2 separate regions of the Homo sapiens genome follow, and region 2 is linked to region 1. A link is a loop called in an ENCODE intact Hi-C map of the cell type or tissue named here. Cell type or tissue: A673. All regions are shown on one strand.

What was found. Hi-C counts contacts between places; a loop is a spot of excess contacts. Peaks named below come from ENCODE experiments on the same cell type or tissue, not always from the same donor. Only the 100,000 strongest peaks of a DNase experiment are listed, where the experiment ranks them.
Region 2: a loop joins it to region 1, with 6 times the contacts of the local background. A loop is called at or near these places in 2 of 110 quality-filtered maps.

What each region holds. Positions count from the first base shown.
Region 1 is chr1:77,562,445-77,567,444 of GRCh38, forward strand. It overlaps ZZZ3 (zinc finger ZZ-type containing 3), which reads right to left. Exons shown (of 15, transcript NM_015534.6): 14 at 3,637-3,737; 15 at 1-3,340. The coding sequence ends at 3,196. Among named protein-coding and RNA genes, the nearest start is that of ZZZ3, 120 kb to the right of the region's middle. In A673, no CTCF peak of the experiment used is centred here; a DNase peak (open chromatin) is centred at 3,057; H3K27ac peaks cover 2,713 bases.
Region 2 is chr1:77,617,425-77,622,424 of GRCh38, forward strand. The region is part of intron 5 of ZZZ3 (zinc finger ZZ-type containing 3); the gene reads right to left. Among named protein-coding and RNA genes, the nearest start is that of ZZZ3, 63 kb to the right of the region's middle. In A673, no CTCF peak of the experiment used is centred here; a DNase peak (open chromatin) is centred at 3,117; H3K27ac peaks cover 4,645 bases.

The sequences.
Region 1 (5,000 bases):
CACAACACATATTTATGATTGAAAAAGACATTTCACAAAACAATATTTATCTTTATTACATGTGATGTACCATTTTCTCTATTCCATTTTTTCAAATGTTCATACCTAGTAAATTTTTGTGTTCTGTGAATCAATTTAAACAAAAAGGGGAAGGGGGGAAAACAGACAAGGCATACTATTAGGTTAAGTGAGAAGCACCCAACATGCATAGAAGAAAATCCTACCCAAGGCAGGAAACACAAGCCTTAGTCCCAGCTTTGCCTGAGACTTTGCAAGCCTGGACATATGCTCAGGTTTGTACTCTTAGGAAGCACACCACATCAGGAAAACAGAATGTAAGGCAACATCTGCACACCTCCACTCCTAACACCTAGTGTTGCCTGACACAAGGGGAAATTCCTGCTCAGGAAACAGGATAGTAAGGCAGACGCTGACTCTGAAGTAATCTGCCTAGGTTAAAATCCAAGCATGACCACTTTACTAACTATACGACCTTGGGCAGGTTAATTAACTTCTCTCTGGCGAGATTTCCTCATATGACAACAGGATAATAAATGACCCTGCCTCATAGAGTTGTTAAGAATTAGTTATCATATGCTTGCTTGGCACATAGTAAACACTGTATCAGTGTTTTCTATTATTATGCATCACACAAAAGGAAACCTCCTCTACCTAAATCTTACAACAATGGTTTTAGATATTAAAAGTTTCTTAAGATGTGCAAATAACTTGAGCACAATATATCAGGAAATAGATCTTATCTACTGAATACCACTGAATAAGCAATGCTTTAGCAAGTAGGTCTTTTACAGTCTGTTTTAGCTTACAGTCCAATAATTCTATGTAGGCAGATGGTAGCCTACCGGCAAATGACAGCTCTGCCCATTATTCCTGCAACTCTCAAATTAAAACAATAACAAAACACTACCTACTACTATCTGAACTTCAGGGCCTTTTAAAGCCATGGGGGCTGTTTCCTTGGAGCTGAAAAATGCAAAACAAACACATCTTCTGCTCAAGCCGAAAAATCTTCTTAACTCAAAAATCTCAAAAAATGTTTGCCCTAGAAAAATGCATTCAAATGGTTTGTCTATTCCATTTATATAACAATTGTATCACTCATATCCCTCTTCCAAAGCATACATCATACTTTATGGAATTTTTGAATGGATCTGAATGGCTTTCCAAAACTAACTGGTATTATTTCTACACAAACATAGAAGTTACCATCAAGCATTACTATCTTGCCTAATTACAAGTTGAAGGCAGATCTTCTGGCATATTCACAAAACATTTAATATAAAAACGCCCAGAATGCTAATGATTCCCCTCTTCACCCACTAATAATTCCAGGGTGAGAAGTTAAGCTCAAGTCCATTTACTTTCCTTCTGTTATGATATATTATATCTATATCATCAGTGATCTTTAATCAATATATTACTTTAAAATTCTCATATTTCTATATTTAAAATTCTATTACTTTTCTCAATTAAAAAAAATTCAGGGTATGATTTTAGTACCCTGCTATGTACTGAAGAGAACTAGTAAATAATGTTCCCTTGATTTAAAATAGGAAAAAACAGGTGATTCTAAAAATTGGGTCAAATATAACAATCAATCTTAGAATATTTATACTATCTTTTCCTATAGTTAATAGTAATTTCCAGGAAACAAGGTGATTTTTCAAAAGCCATCTGTTTAAATACATGGGGGCTTATCTTCATGAGACACAACTAGAAAAAAAATTTTCAACTTTAGTTTTCACACCTGAGCATTAATAATTGCCTTTTTCTTTAACCATGGTCCGTGTTTCCTTTTTGTAAGCTAGTTTAATTTAGTGTTTCAGCACACACTGAGTAAAAATCTTTACCATTTTTTACAGGGTTGCTTAAGATCACCCTCTTTTCCATAATACATTCCTTATTCTTCATAAATGACAGAAAGAAAACTCTTAAATATGTGAAGCAAACCATTTTAAAAAATACCAATTTCTGGTTTTAACACTGGTAAAAAAAAAAATCCAAAATCTAACCAAAAGGAAGTCACAACAAGCATTCTATAATATAAACAGACAGTATCCACATAGTTTATTTCTCACAGTTCTCCTGACAAATGAACATCATTCAAGAACATACTGTATACACAGATAAGAAGAAACATACAAAATGTTTTAAATGATGCACAACAAAATCCAGCAGTATAAAAGAATGCATGTGAACCCTTGCTCACTGTGCAGACTAAATTTAATCACTTGTTTAAATAGTAATAAAAATACAATCTTTTATGGATCTTGTGCAGACTACAAAAGAGGGAAATTATTACCATATATATGATTTTTATATTAGGCAGTTTTCTTTGATGAGTTGTACTGACAACTCCAAATACAGAGGCAGAAGGCTGTGTATTTTAAAGGAATTAATGTTGTGAATTAGAAACTTTACACAGTTACTACCACTGGCACTTTTCACCATAGTTTGTACACATCACATGATCATCTTATATAACATTACATTTAAAAAATATATCTGAGTGACAATTTTATAACATTCACACACCATGAGCTGGTTAAGGAAGCAATGCCACAGTTGCCTCCTGTAGTGCTTCACTGTTGGTAATTAAGGACAATTCATTGTGGTTAAAAGAAATTAGATATCAATATGATTAAGCAGCTCCAATTTACTAAAGGCCATCAATGACCACCACTGGGACAGTGAGTTCTTTTAAAGTGTATATCCTAGAAGCAAACACCATCATTGGTTAAAACTTTGTCTAAAGAAGTCAGTTTCTGTGCTGAAAACTATTTTCACAAAACTGAAGGCTACTAAACTGTTTTAATATAAATACTTTGTCTTCTCATTATCATATTTATGACCAAGTTCTTTGAAACCTTTGGAATTTACTCTCTCTTTAATGTGTGCTCTCGTTCCATCTCACCCATTTAAGATCACCACCTAAAACGCAGTGGTGAAAAATTCACCAGGGAAACCTTTGCTCACCAGGAATGTTCAGCTGCTGAACAGTGATCTAGAGCCACAACGGTGCAGAGCTGTACTTGACGAGAACACTCAGGAAGCTCTCATGCTGTGAGTGTCATTTCTGGGAAAGCAGAGAATCTTTCCAAACTGTGCACATAATTAACAATGATACCATTGCTATGTGTTGAAGAGGACTAGTAAATGATGTTCTCTTCCATGTCATCTGTTTGCTGGAAAGTAGTTTGGGTCAAGGTAATTGTAACTGGTGCCCTGAGACACACAGTAGTCTCTGTCTAAGAATGTCTCTGACCTATAAATAGGTTCTAATTGGTGATCTTCCTTGTGAATATCTGTTTCATGTAGACTGTAAAGAAAAAAAGACACACATCATTACATGGTAGTGGATGCATTTTAGTCTGTGTATTACAAAGCTTCCTCACAGCTCTCCCTGTTTAAATCCATTAATCTATCAAAATCTCCAACGGAAAGTTACTTGACATGTGGTATGATTACAGAAAAAAATTAATTGCCTAGAACAACAAAATTTAATTCACTAAGTGTGGGTATTAATATTTTCTATGTTTGGAAATCAAATTCACTAATGGCTGAGAAGCTCTTTTCTTGTCTAAGTTGAAGACTGACAATGAAGAAAACACTTACCAGTCTGAACAAGAATCACAGAAATCCAAAGACATTTCTGGAGGACAATCCTGGCAATGCCACCGAACACCCTGGATGGGTTCTATGCCACAGTTATCACACTATAACAGATTCAGAGAGAAAATGTATTAAGTTATACTGTTCCACGATCTTTTTTATTTTCCACAAGGAAACACATGATGTGCACACAGACATCTTCTCTTCTCTCTCCATGCACAGGACAGTAATATAACACACAAATGGTTATGTGTTAGAGACAATTTCTAGCAAACTAGGTAAAATTCCATCCACTCAATATCAAGATATGGGTGAGTGAGAGGAACATTGGAAGGGATAATCTTCAATCAGCTTAAATTTATTTAAAAATTTTTAAAAGTAAATCATCTCCAACTTGGGTGTTTTGTTATTTGTAATCATCTACTTGAAAGGTACCTCAGACCACTGTATGATGACTATGGTTGAGAAACAGAGAGTTAATACCATAGTTAAAACTATCCAAATACTGGTTAAGGAAGCAATGCCACAGCTGCCTCCTGTAGTGCTTCACTGTTGGTAATTGATACAGAATTGTTTTAGCAGGTTCTCTTGGCTAACATAAACCCAGGCAACAATGAAATTCTGTCTAAACTTTTATCTCTTATTGAATCGCTCTCCCAAAGCCTAAAGACTCCTAATAACCAATGCCCATCATGTCAAAAAGGCAGATCTAGCTCTTTCTCAGCGTGGTGGCATTGTGACAGTCCTCAGTGTGTTCTGTGCACTTTTGGAAATCAAAGGATCTATCATTTCTAGTTTCTTTGATCATCTGGTCAACTATAGTGGCTGACAGAATGGCAAACAAGCCATGGCTGGGTTTTGCAGCAAAATTAGGAGAAGTGAAGCAAGTTTTTCTGAAAGGCCAGAGCTGCCAGTTAGGAAAATCTCTATTGGAGAAACAGGGTCACTGAAAGATCAAGAGGGAAAATCATTTAATATAGTATGGTTACTGGCTACTCTAGAGGATCAAAGGTATAACTTTGTTTTTAATTTGGTTTACCAGTCACAGCACACATCAGTACTTTCATGTGCACCCACCAACACCACCAAGTTTATGGTCTCATTATTACTTCCTCCAGTCCAACCAAGTCAATTCTAATGCCTAAAGGCTTCTCAAACTTGCCAATCTTTATTTCCATGGCCACCAGTCAAGTTCAGGACACCCTCCTCTTTTGTCTAAATTATCAAAAGAATCTCTAACCAGTTTCCTTGACTCTAGTCTTGCCTTCCTCTAATTAAGTTTCCATACTATGGCCAAAATGATGAGGGGAAAAGCTGGTCAGTTCCAAACCCACTGCTTTCCTAAAGATCATCACCCCCAATAGTTT
Region 2 (5,000 bases), 55 kb after region 1:
ATGGTTTCAAGATTCATTCATATTGCAGCTTCATTCCTTTTTACAGTTGAATACAATTCCATTGTATTGATATACCTTGTTTTGTGTATCCATTCATCAGCTGATGGACACTTGAACTGTTTCTACCTTTTGGCTATTGTGAATTGTGCTGCTGTGAACATCTGTGTACAAGTTCATGTTTAAACACCTATCTTTCATTATTTGGAGTATACATCTAAAAGTGGAATTGCTGAGCCAGACGTGGTGGCTCATGCCTGTAATCCCAGCACTTTGGGAGGCCCAGGTGGGTGAATCATTTGAGGTCAGGCATTGGAGACCAGCCAAGCCAACACGTGAAACCCTGCCTCTACTGAAAAAAAAAAAAAAAAAAATTAGCCAGGCGTGGTGACAAGCACCTGTAGTCTCAGCTACTTGGGAGGCTGAGGCAAGAGAATCACTTGAACCCAGAAGGCGGAGGTTGCAGTGAAACAAGATTGCACCACTGCACTCCAGCCTAGGTGACAGAGCAAAACTCCATCTCAAAAAATAAATAAATAAATGTGGAATTGCTGAATCATATGGTAATTCTATGTTTAACTTATTGAGGAACCACCAAACTGTTATCCACAGTGGGTGCACCATTTTACCCTGCAACCAGCAATGTATTAGTGTTTCCATATCTTATTTTATAAACAATTGACCAAGAGTACAATTTTACCCAAAAAGCTAAATGGTCTATAATGGGCATGTTTTGGCAGCCTACCAACCTGCCCACATACCTTTTTGCTGGAAGATATACCCTTGCTCTAGAAGAGTAGACCAATGCAGCCTTTTTTTTTTTTTTTTTTTTTTTTTTTTGTCCAATAATCCCACCCCTGACAATTGATAATTCGGCCAGGGATGGACTGACCAAGGAAGCCAATCTATTGGATAGTCAAGAACCAGGTTCTCTTTAGAGACTGTGACGAGGCTCTGGGAATAAAATGTCATATAAAGTTGGGATCATGACAAGCACAGTAGGAAGCCAATGCCATCTGCAAAATGAAATTTCAGGGGAAAGGAAGAAAGTGTGCAAAAAACATTAATAAAATAAGAAAAACTAGCCTGTACTGTACAAAGACAAGCAGTGGTGAGAGAGTATATATAATCTTGAATACTGACAGGTTATAATTTCATGAGGTCTGCCTCGAATTTGTTTTCTGATCATGAGTATTCGCAAGATTGTTTGCTATCATTTATTTAAAATAAACCCCTTTGTTGTTTGAGATACTCTGAGTGAATTTCTGATTCCTGCAACAAGCTGCAAACAAGTTCTGATTACCTTAACTTTATTGTCCTTGTTAGTTTTAAATAGCTTAAAGAAGTTATTTACTAGTCACTGAATTTAAGTAACTTGTATAGGAAATTTTAAAACAATCTGTCAGTGTTTTTTAATCACATTATTATAACCTTCAAAAAATGGTCTTTTTCCCCTGAAGACTCAAAGATTCTTATGGGAACAGACCTTAAAAGATGACCTTTTCAATTTATCCCTAGGTTCTGCTTTTCTAAATATATGCCACAGAATTCTTGAGTTTTCTCTCTTAAAATAGAAAGCTAAATGCAACTATATTATAGCTAACAGAATAAAAATTTCACAATCATCTAGAAAAAAACCCCTGACAACCAGTCAGATCAAGATTCCCTTGATATTTCCCTACTCCAGAATTTTAGATTACCTATTCTATGAAACAATCCACTGTAAAATCTAAAATGTTTACCTCTTATTCTAGTATTACAAATACATAAAAGTTTCATATAACAGAGGCAAGTTAGTAACTTCTAGTTAAAAACTAATACTGTAACAAACAACATACCTCAAATATAGCCCAAACTACATGTATGTTAAACTATATGTAGGCTATCATTTCATAGTAACTGCAAAGACACAGCACATGTCATTTTAAATTAATTGTAGCATCTACTCAAAATTATGAGTTTTTAACCAAGAAAGTTGAGTACTATCCTCTACTGAAAATCTTTAATAGAACAGACACACATAAAAAGGCAAGGACACACATTTTCTTTCAAGTCCTTCAATTCAGTAAAGACAACCACAATCAAATTCTTAACCACTCTGTAGGCTTCTAATGCCTACTGGCAAAACTCTAGATTGTAAAATTGTATTTACAATCATATAAAACATTCTGATAATACCAAACCTAAATTTATTTTATAACACAATGACTTCTCTTTGGGAGTCTGGTATTATTAAAAACTGAACTTACATTTCTTATATGACCATGTAAAAACATGATTTTACCACTAGGTAACAAACTCGGACAACTCATCTGTAAACATGAGACTCCTCTTATATGTCTCCACATAGCTGAGTTAAATTAACCATATGAATGATGATATCGCATATTTTTCTTTCGAAAATTTAAATGTTAAAAAATCACTAACACTATATAAAATTCAGAATCTTGAAAGTCAAATAATGGTATTTAAATTTTTCTACTATGAAAAGCATGCTAAATTTTTCTCTGACATTTTCAAAGCAGTATAATGCTTGAAATTTCACCACCGATACATCAACCAACCAGACAGACATGATTCTCTCAAAGAGCTTATGGTCTCTTGTACACATTTACAGGCAATTATAACTACAACACAGCACACAAGGAGCAACTAATAATCAGGCCTAAAGATAAGATTTCTCAGAGAATATGATGTCTAAATTCAGAAAGGCTTTGTAGAAGTAGCACAATAATCAAGAAAACAGGGAAAAGGTAGAGCAGGCAGTTAGGCATATGAGGAGGGCCTAGAATGAGAGAACATAATTAAGGAACTAAGGAAATCAAGATTCAATTGGAATAGAATGTACAGTGAGAGGCAGACAGTAAAAGACATGTTTAAAAATCATGCAATGATTCATTTTAAAGAGTCGATTTTATTCTAAGACATTTACTCCAGCTACAGTATAAGAATTCATTGGCAAAGTAAACTAGCACCACAGAAAGCAAATAAGGAAGTATGTTAAGTAATCCAGAAAAGAGATGACAGTGGCCTACATTAGAAAGAAAGAAAGAACGAAAGAATGGAAGGAAGGAAGGAAGGAAGGAAGGAAGGAAGGAAGGAAGGAAGGAAGGAAACTGAGCTGAATCAGTAAGAACAGTAGGAGAGGAAGGTGTAGTAAACAAGTAGTTGAAGAATACTTTGCTTTTTCTGGATTGGGCAAGTAAAAGACTCCACCAAATCAAGGAAAAAACGTGAATATTCAATGTGAGTATGAAAGAAGCAGTAAGTTCAGTTTCAGACATGTTCCACTGGGTATACTATGGGACATGGAAATGCAGCTATCCACTAAATGGTCTGATACTCAAGAATAATCTAAGCTGGTGATAGGCATTTCAAAATTCATCAGTATATAGATAGTAATTTAAGCCACAGCAGTGAGTGGGAACACCCAGAGAGAGGATGCAAAGGAAGAACAAAGCCAGTAACTGAAGCCTAAGCAGTGCCAAAAATAAGGGCAAGAACACAGAAAGAAGTGAGTCCAAAACCATGTATATAATACACTAATTATAACTACAGAAATCAAAATAAAGTTTTTTTGTAGAAACAAAAGCTTAGCATCATACTGCCAGCGAAAAATAATTGGAAGGCAGTTGTAGAGTTCCTCAAATCTAGCCCAATCACCTTGATTTGGTAAATAATTTAAAGATAAAGTTTAACAATATAGTGAGATTCTAGATCTAAATAATATAAGCATCTTGAAAATAAAAACATTATCTAGTTATAATTAGTGTCTCAAAAAACACTACTGGCCAGGCACAGTGGCTCGTAACTGTAATCCCAAGACTTTGGGAGGATCACTTGACACCCAAAGTTCGTGACCAGCCTGGGCAACACAGAAGGAGCCTGTCTCTACAAAAAAATTAAATAAAATTAGAAGGCTGAGGCGGGAGGATCACTTGAGCCCAGGAGTTCAAGGCTGCAGTGAGCCATGATTGTGTCACTGCACTTGAGCCTGGGTGACAGAGTGAGACCCTCCCTTTAAAAAAAAAATCCAGTGAAGAAAGAGTTTGGGAAAAAATTTAAGAAATAAAAATTTAAATTTAAATTTAAGTTAAAAAAAAAAAAAAAAAGTCCAGGCATGGTGCCTCACACCTGCAATCCCAGCACTTTGGGAGGCCAAGGTGGGCGGATGGCTTGAGCCCAGGAGTTTGAGACCAGCCTGGGCAACATGACAAAACCCCATCTCTACAAGAAAATATAAAAATTAGCCACGTGTGGTGGTACGCACCTGTAGTCCCAGCTACTTGGGAAGCCAAGGCAGGAGGATTTCCTGTGCCCAGGAAATCGAGGCTGCGGTAAGGCATGATCACACCACTGTACTCCAGCCTGGGGAACAGAGCAAGACCCTGTCTTGAAAAAATATAAATATAATAACGATAAAAGAAAAAAGAATATACTTCCAGTTTTTATTGTAATCTTAACTGACATCTTACACTTTTTCAATCTCACATCTCACATGTTAAGACGGTAACATGATCCTTCCCTCCAACTAAAAGTTTAAGCATAATCTTAATTATGTTTTGAGAACCTTTAGTTAAAATATATGAATGCGTTAATAACTGAAGGGTCGGGTGTGCTGGCTTATGCCTGTAATCCCAACACTTTGGGAGGCCGAGGAAAGAGGCCAGGAGTTCAAAACTAGCCTGGGCAACATAATGAGGCCTTGTCTCCACAAAAAAAAAAAAAAAAAAAAATTAGCCAGGTGTGGTGGCACACACCTGTAGTCCCAGCTACTCAGGCAGCTGAGGTGGGAGGATTGCTTGAGCCGGAGGGGCTGAGGCTGCAGTGAGCCTAGACTGTGCCACTGCACTACAACCTGGGTGACAGAGTGAGAACCTGTCTCAAAAGAAACAAAACAAACAAAATAAACTAAAAGGAATGATAATGTAAAACAAATGAAAAATAGCAAAAAAAAAAAAAAAAAACCTGAATCAAATTTTTCCAACACAAATGGTAAAAAT